Regions from separate parts of the Homo sapiens genome. Here region 1 is linked to region 2. A link is a contact called in ENCODE Hi-C or POLR2A ChIA-PET data. All regions are on one chromosome and are shown on one strand. The core of a region is the stretch at or near the end of the contact, and the rest is flanking DNA. Distances in the headings are between cores, read along the strand shown. Region 1 overlaps SKI (SKI proto-oncogene). Region 2 holds the start of FAAP20 (FA core complex associated protein 20).

Evidence for each region. A loop is a pair of places that touch in the nucleus more often than their neighbours do. ChIA-PET counts read pairs that join two places held with the same protein, here RNA polymerase II (POLR2A). Pooled maps may share reads with other maps.
Region 1: a map of endothelial cell of umbilical vein shows a loop between it and region 2 (2.6-fold over the local background). The contact joins the enhancer-like site here to the promoter of FAAP20 in region 2. A Hi-C loop is called at or near these places in 4 of 168 maps with a recorded cell type or tissue (DLD1, astrocyte of the cerebellum, endothelial cell of hepatic sinusoid and 1 more) and 2 of 50 pooled maps. POLR2A ChIA-PET finds 5 or more read pairs at or near these places in 9 of 52 experiments (BJ, GM12878, H1 and 5 more).

Annotation. Positions count from the first base shown.
Region 1 is chr1:2,277,999-2,281,023 of GRCh38, reverse strand. All of the region lies in intron 1 of SKI (SKI proto-oncogene), which reads right to left. Among named protein-coding and RNA genes, the nearest start is that of SKI, 51 kb to the right of the region's middle. RefSeq lists enhancers at 1-740, 1,193-1,987, 1,988-2,782. Within about 2 kb of position 1,608, at least 21 of the 41 ENCODE cell types and tissues checked have a DNase peak (open chromatin) inside an H3K27ac peak, as active enhancers do; they include endothelial cell of umbilical vein, where a contact is called at or near this core.
Region 2 is chr1:2,193,326-2,196,665 of GRCh38, reverse strand. It overlaps FAAP20 (FA core complex associated protein 20), which reads left to right and starts at 1,894. Exons shown (of 4, transcript NM_182533.4): 1 at 1,894-1,978; 2 at 2,533-2,668; 3 at 2,756-3,027. The coding sequence starts at 1,917. RefSeq lists an enhancer at 260-926 and silencers at 1,560-2,039, 2,050-2,139.

The sequences.
Region 1 (3,025 bases), core at 359-2,858, 85 kb before region 2:
CGCCGCCGCCGCCTGTCTTCTCGGGCGTCCTCTCTCTGAAGATCGCCGCCGCCGCCTGTCTTCTCGGGCGTCCTCTCTCTGAAGATCGCCGCCGCCGCCTGTCTTCTCGGGCGTCCTCTCTCTGAAGATCGCCGCCGCCGCCTGTCTTCTCGGGCGTCCTCTCTCTGAAGATCGCCGCCGCCGCCTGTCTTCTCGGGCGTCCTCTCTCTGAAGATCTCCGCCACCGCCTGTCTTCTCGGGCGTCCTCTCTCTGAAGATCTCCGCCACCGCCTGTCTTCTCGGGCATCTCTCTCTCTGAAGATCGCCGCCGCCGCCTGTCTTCTCGGGCGTCCTCTCTCTGAAGATCGCCGCCGCCGCCTGTCTTCTCGGGTGTCCTCTCTCTGAAGATCGCCGCCGCCGCCTGTCTTCTCGGGCATCTTCTCTCTGAAGATCGCCGCCGCCGCCTGTCTTCTCAGGTGTCTTCAGGTTTCTCTTTAAAAGGTGTGTGGCGGGTAAGGGAAGACTCCCAGAAGTGGCTCTTTCCAAGACCATTCCGGGGTATTTTAATGTCCGGTCACTGCACTTACAGCAGACCAGGCCTTCCCCAACGAGGGTAGAAGGGGCAGCCCCCTTGTGAGAAGGGGCTGTGGTCAGACTTTTTTTTTTTTTGAGACAGACGCTTGCTCTGTCACTCAGGCTGGAGTGCAGTGGTGCCATCTCAGCTCACTGCAACCTCCGCCTCCCGGGGTCAAGCGATTCTCCTGCCTCGCCCTCCCAAGTAGCTGGGGACTACAGGCACCTGCCACAATGCCGGCTAATTTTTGTATTTTTTTTTTTTTAGTAGATACGTGGTTTCACCATATCAGCCAGGCTAATCTTTAACTCCTGACCTCATTAGCCACCCGCCTCGGCCTCCCAAAAGTGCTGGGATTACAGGCATGAGCCACCACACCCAGCCCGTGGTCAGACCTTCCAGAGGGGGTTCAGGTGGAAGGCAGACTCAGAATTTTCGCGCACCCATGCCTCGCGCTTCTCCTGAATGGCTGAGGAGTGGAGGGCTGGGGGTGGGGCCCAATTTAACCCATGTTTTAACAAACCCTACTCTAAAACTGCCTGACATGTCACAAGGACCACCGCATCACAGGCCAGTTCCCCTCACTGGATGCCCACACTGGTGTAAACTTAGGAAGAGGCTGGGCACACTGGCTCACTGCTGTAATCCCAGTGCTTTGGAAGGCTGAGGTGGGAGAATCGCTTGAGGCCAATCACACGACTGCACTCCAGCCTGGGCGACAGAGTGAGACCCTGTCTCTAATAAAAAATAAAATAAGGAAGAAAGAACTGTTCTGTCTGTGGGGCTGGGCCACGCCCAGTGCCTGGGTGGGCAGGAGAACACTCTCCCCCCAAGCCGACTCCCCCCTTCAGCCCTCCCTCGTCTCACCCACTCTGCTCTCCCCTCCCCCCTCCCCCTGCAGCTGGAGCTGTTGTCAGAGGAGGGGAGGCATTTCCTGTGTCCCCCTCCCCCTAATTCCCCTACATTCCTGGCAAGCCCAGAGGAGGCCTGAGAGAACCAGAGAGGGATGGGCGGGAACAGGCGAGAGGCCGGGAGGGAAGCCAGGCCCCACCACACACACAAGACTTGGAGAGCAGGGCCAGGAAGGAAATGGGGGAAGGGATGAAGCGATGCCCCGAGAGGGGCTGGAAAGGACGCCCACCGTCATCAGAGGGTGGTCTCTGCTGGGCACGGCCACGCCCCTTCCACCCCTCAGCCTGCCTCCTCAGGGCGTCTAGCAGGCTGCTGTTCCGTAGGGGATGCAGAAGAAAGGCCAGAGGCAGTCCCGCTCAGAGATCAGGGCCATCCCCAAAGAACTGACTGCGCCCTGAGAGTCAGGCGCCCAATGGGGCGGTGGAGGGCCCAGCCCAGCAAGGCCCCTCCGGGACACCAGGAGACAGGAGGGCAGAGTCCAGGCGACCACCCAGCAGCCACCAAGCCCCCGAGCAGCTGGCCAGAGTGACGGCCACAGCCTGCCCTTGTCTGGAGCTTACTGTCTGGGGAGGGAGATGAAGGTGGCACTTCAACGCCAGGGTCCAGGAGGCGGCAGCATCCCAGCACCATGGGAAATTGGATGGGGGGGTGCGCAAGCACTCGGGCCCTAACCAAACCTTAGCCCCAACACCCCCCACCACCACCTGGCTCACAGGGCAGTGCTCACGGCCTGTGTGCACGTGTGCGCATGGGTGCTGCCTGCCCAGGGACTGCAAGAAGGGGGGTCTGCAGGCCACGGCATCCAGCCTGGGGCAGCCTCCAGCAGAAGGGGCCACTCCAGAGATCAGGTGGGGAGCTGGGCACCCACCTGAGTGGCATCAGTGACTTCCTAAAAAAAAAAAGGCCCCAGAGAGACCCCACCCTTCTCACCATGGGAAGACACAGGAGTTGGTGGGTCTGGGGAAGCCCTCACCACACAATGAATCTGCCGGGCTCTACCTTTAGCAATGGGCAGGACAGGCCTGCTGCGCTGAGGCCACGCACAGATGGGGAGGCACACCACGCAGCCTGTCCCTGACTGTGGAGGGTGAAGGGAGGGACAGACCCAAGGGACCTGGGTAGATTTCTCCAGCAAGAGTCGTCTCCAGATCACATTTAGGAATCTGCAGTTTCACCACTGCCCTGATACAGACTGCCGTCCTCCCCCAGGGCTCCTGCGTCTCACAGCAGGACAGTGAAGGTAAGGCCCAGCCAAGCCAGAGCTGGCTGCTGCCTCTAGGCAAGGCCTCCACACCCCACCCTTGCATCACTCGTGACTCTGCCCTGTTCAGACAGCCCTGCCCATGATGGGTGGGGCACAGAGACCAGTGGGAGCAGCACTTTGGGACCCAAGGCTGGGAGCAAGTGGGTCCAGGGGACACTGGGCTCCTAAGAACCATACTGTGGCCCCACCCCAAGTGCCTGCCTCCAGACTTGCTCACCCGAGGGCGAAGCAGGCACCCAGCAAGCCGAAGCCATCGGGAGTGGGTGCATGTGTGTGTGCCCATGGTACTGATGTGT
Region 2 (3,340 bases), core at 645-3,144:
GTTTCTGCATGTTGGCCAGGCTGGTCTCAAACTCCTGGCCTCAAGTGATCCTCCCGACTTGGCCTCCCAAAGTGCTGGGATTGCAGGCTTGAGCCACCACACCTGGCCTATTTTTTTTTTTTTTTGAGTTGGGGTCTGGAGTGCAGTGGCACGATCTTGCCTCACTGCAGCCCCCACCTACCTGGGCTCAGGTGATCCTCCCACCTTAGCCACCCAAGTAGGTGGGACCACAGGCACATGCCACCATGCCCAGCTAATTTTTTATTTATAGAGACAAGGTCTTGCCATGTTGCCCAGGCTGGTCTCAAACTCCTGGGCTCAAGCAATCTGCCTGCCTGGACCTCCCCAAGTCCTAGAATTGCAGGCATGGGCTGCTGGGCCTGGCCTTTTCTCCTGTCTTGGGAGGCTGGGACCAGTCTTCCTGGAAGTACCCAAGGCCCTCCTGCAGACCATGGTGACATTTCCAGGAAAGACCCAGAAGCTCGGAGCTGAAGCCAGGGCAGCCAGGACTGTCGGGGAGCCCTGGACACTGGCTGTCTGAGAGCGCTTGGTCAGCTGGCACCTGCCATGTGGTGGACGTGGGGCTGCAGAGACCCCACGGCTGGGCTTCTCTCGCCTGAGAGCAGGCCCAGCCACAGGCTACCTCCCACAGGGCCCCCTGAGACCACACGGCCTGCAGCAGCTCCCCCAGGCCCCCTCCCCCTGCCCGGGCAGCACTCAGCGCTGCATCTCCATCTGCTCACTCAAGTCGAAGGGCCTGGGGGTTGGTGCCTCCATCTTGTTCTGCTGGGGGCCTCCAGCATCTAGAGCAGGAAGGTGTGCGGAAGAAAACCACTCATGCAGGGAGAGGGGGACCTCCCAGTCCAGGCCCTGCTGCTGACCCTTTCCCTGAACACCAACCTATGGCCTCCAGGCTGGGGCCCCTTGAAGGACGGTGGGCCACTCGGGTGGCCTGGGTTCAGGGCCGGGCTCCACAGCTGAGTTCTGGAGGGAGGGCACAGACGACTGGGGGCTGGGAGGGGCCAGGTGAGGGGTAGGAACAGCCAGGGAGCCCTGCAGGAGGGGTGCCCAGCATAGCCCCAAAGCTGCTGGGGCTGGGCAGGGCAGAAACTGCCAAGGAGTCCCAGAGCCCTGAGTGGCGTCTGGCGAGGGCCCCTGACCCTGATCTCTGTAGACCCCACTCCTTCCGTGAGGGTGGCAGCCACTCCAGGGCCCAGCAGGGCCAAGGGAGAGGCAAGTGGCCTGGGCCCATGGGGCACTGGGCACAGCCAAGTGTGGCACCAGGGTGCCTGGGCGGCTGCTGCCACCACGTGGCCGACTTTGAGGTCGCAGAGCCCGGGGTCCAGGCAGGAAAGCCCCTCAGCTGCCCCCAGGGCCCTGGCCCAGGCCCCTGAGGCCCAAGTGAGCCACCTGGACTTTGTCACTTCGCCTCTGGTTTCTTGGTTAAGGAGCTTGAGTTCCCCGCCTTTTGTAAAGAAACGGTGGTGGCGACGGCGGATTTCAAGCTTTATTTACTCCTGGAATGGTCCTGGGAGGAGAGGCGGCTCCGCAGAGCCGGAAACGGGGGCGGGAGCTGTTGGGTGCAGCCGGGAGGAGGCAGTGCCGGGGCGGGCCGGGCAGCCATCGGGGTAACGGAGGGGGCTCCGGCCCGGGGGCTGCCCGGACGGGAAAGGGGACACGGGCGGGGCTCCCCCACCTGGGCCCCCCACCCTCACGCCAGGCCCCCCTGTGCGGTGCAGGACGAAGGAACCCTGGCCTCAGTTTCCCTACAGGCTGGGATCAGGGCCCCTGGGGTTCCGACTGTCTCGGAGGGGGGCGGCCTCGCTGCAGAGGTCTGGAGGCGGGGCCGGGGCGGGGGCGGGGCCTGGAGGGGCGGGGGCGGGGCTTGCGCTCACTTCCGCCCGGCGCGGGCTTGGATGGAGGCGGCGCGGAGGCCGCGGCTGGGGTTGAGCCGCCGGAGGCCGCGCCCGGCGGGCGGGTGAGGCCGGGAGCCGGGCGGGGGCGCGGCCGGTTTTCCCGCTCCCACGTGCTTCCCGGCGCCCCCGCGGGCCTCCCGCTCTATTCTCCCCCTGGGGAGGGCTCCCTGCCCCCGGGCCCGGCCCCCACGCCCGTCGCCCCACCCCGCGCCGCCATTCAGCGCCCGCCTTGAGCCCCCACCCCACGCCGAGCTTCCCCCGCGCCGCCCCAGGCCCTCCCGCGCCTCTCCCATCATCGCGTCTCCCCTGAGCACCCCCCATCTAACCCTCTACCTTCCCCAGGCCCTCCGCAATCTCCCCAACCATCGCCTCATCCCGCTGAGGACCCCATATTTCCACCCACCCACCCCGCTCCCCCACCCCCAGTACCCCTCATCTCCGCACTGTCTGCCCCAGCAGCCCTTCCCCCAACCCTGCCGGCCACCTCCCGCACCATCGAATTTCCCTCTAGTACCCCCCATCTCCCCGCTCTCTCTGCCCCAGGCCCTCCCGGGTCTCCCCACCATAGCGTTTCCGCTACTGAGTACCCCCTGTCTGCCCTCTCTGTCTGCCCCAGGCCTTCTGGCGGCCGCCCCTGGTTTCTCCTGGGGGGTGATGAGCGGGAGCGGCTCTGGGCCGAGCTACTGCGCACGGTGAGCCCGGAGCTGATCCTGGATCACGAGGTGCCTTCACTGCCCGCCTTCCCAGGACAGGTGTGCCCACTGGGCCCATCTTAGCGATGAAGGGGTTTCCAGGGCGGGAGCCATCGCTGGGCAAGGCCCAACAACTCTGTGTTGCAGGAGCCCAGGTGCGGCCCGGAGCCCACTGAAGTCTTCACTGTCGGACCCAAGACCTTTTCCTGGACACCCTTTCCGCCGGACCTGTGGGGCCCGGGCCGTTCCTACCGGCTGCTTCACGGGGCAGGAGGGCACCTGGAATCCCCCGCCAGGTCCCTGCCCCAGCGCCCGGCACCTGATCCCTGCAGGGCCCCCAGGGTGGAGCAGCAGCCGTCTGTGGAGGGTGCCGCGGCCCTGCGCAGCTGCCCCATGTGCCAGAAGGAGTTCGCCCCCAGGTGAGTAGGCCACCCCTGCGCCCGGCCCGGTTATCCATCCGTGTTTGGAAACCACAGCCGTTCAGAAGGTCAAGAGGTGGCCGAGCTCAGCGCTGGCTTTTAAAGCCCTGTTTCACACTGGAAAGGTGGCCCAGTGCTGTGGCCTGGCATGTCCAGGTGGCTCTCTGTCACGGGTCTGGGGTCCACCTGCTTGCCGTGCTCTGTGGGCAGGGCAGGCTGGGGGCCCACAGAACAGCACAGAAGGAAGGCTGGGAGCACTGGCCCCGGGTCCACCTGGCCATCCTGGAATCTGGTGGCACCAGCGTCCCCAGGC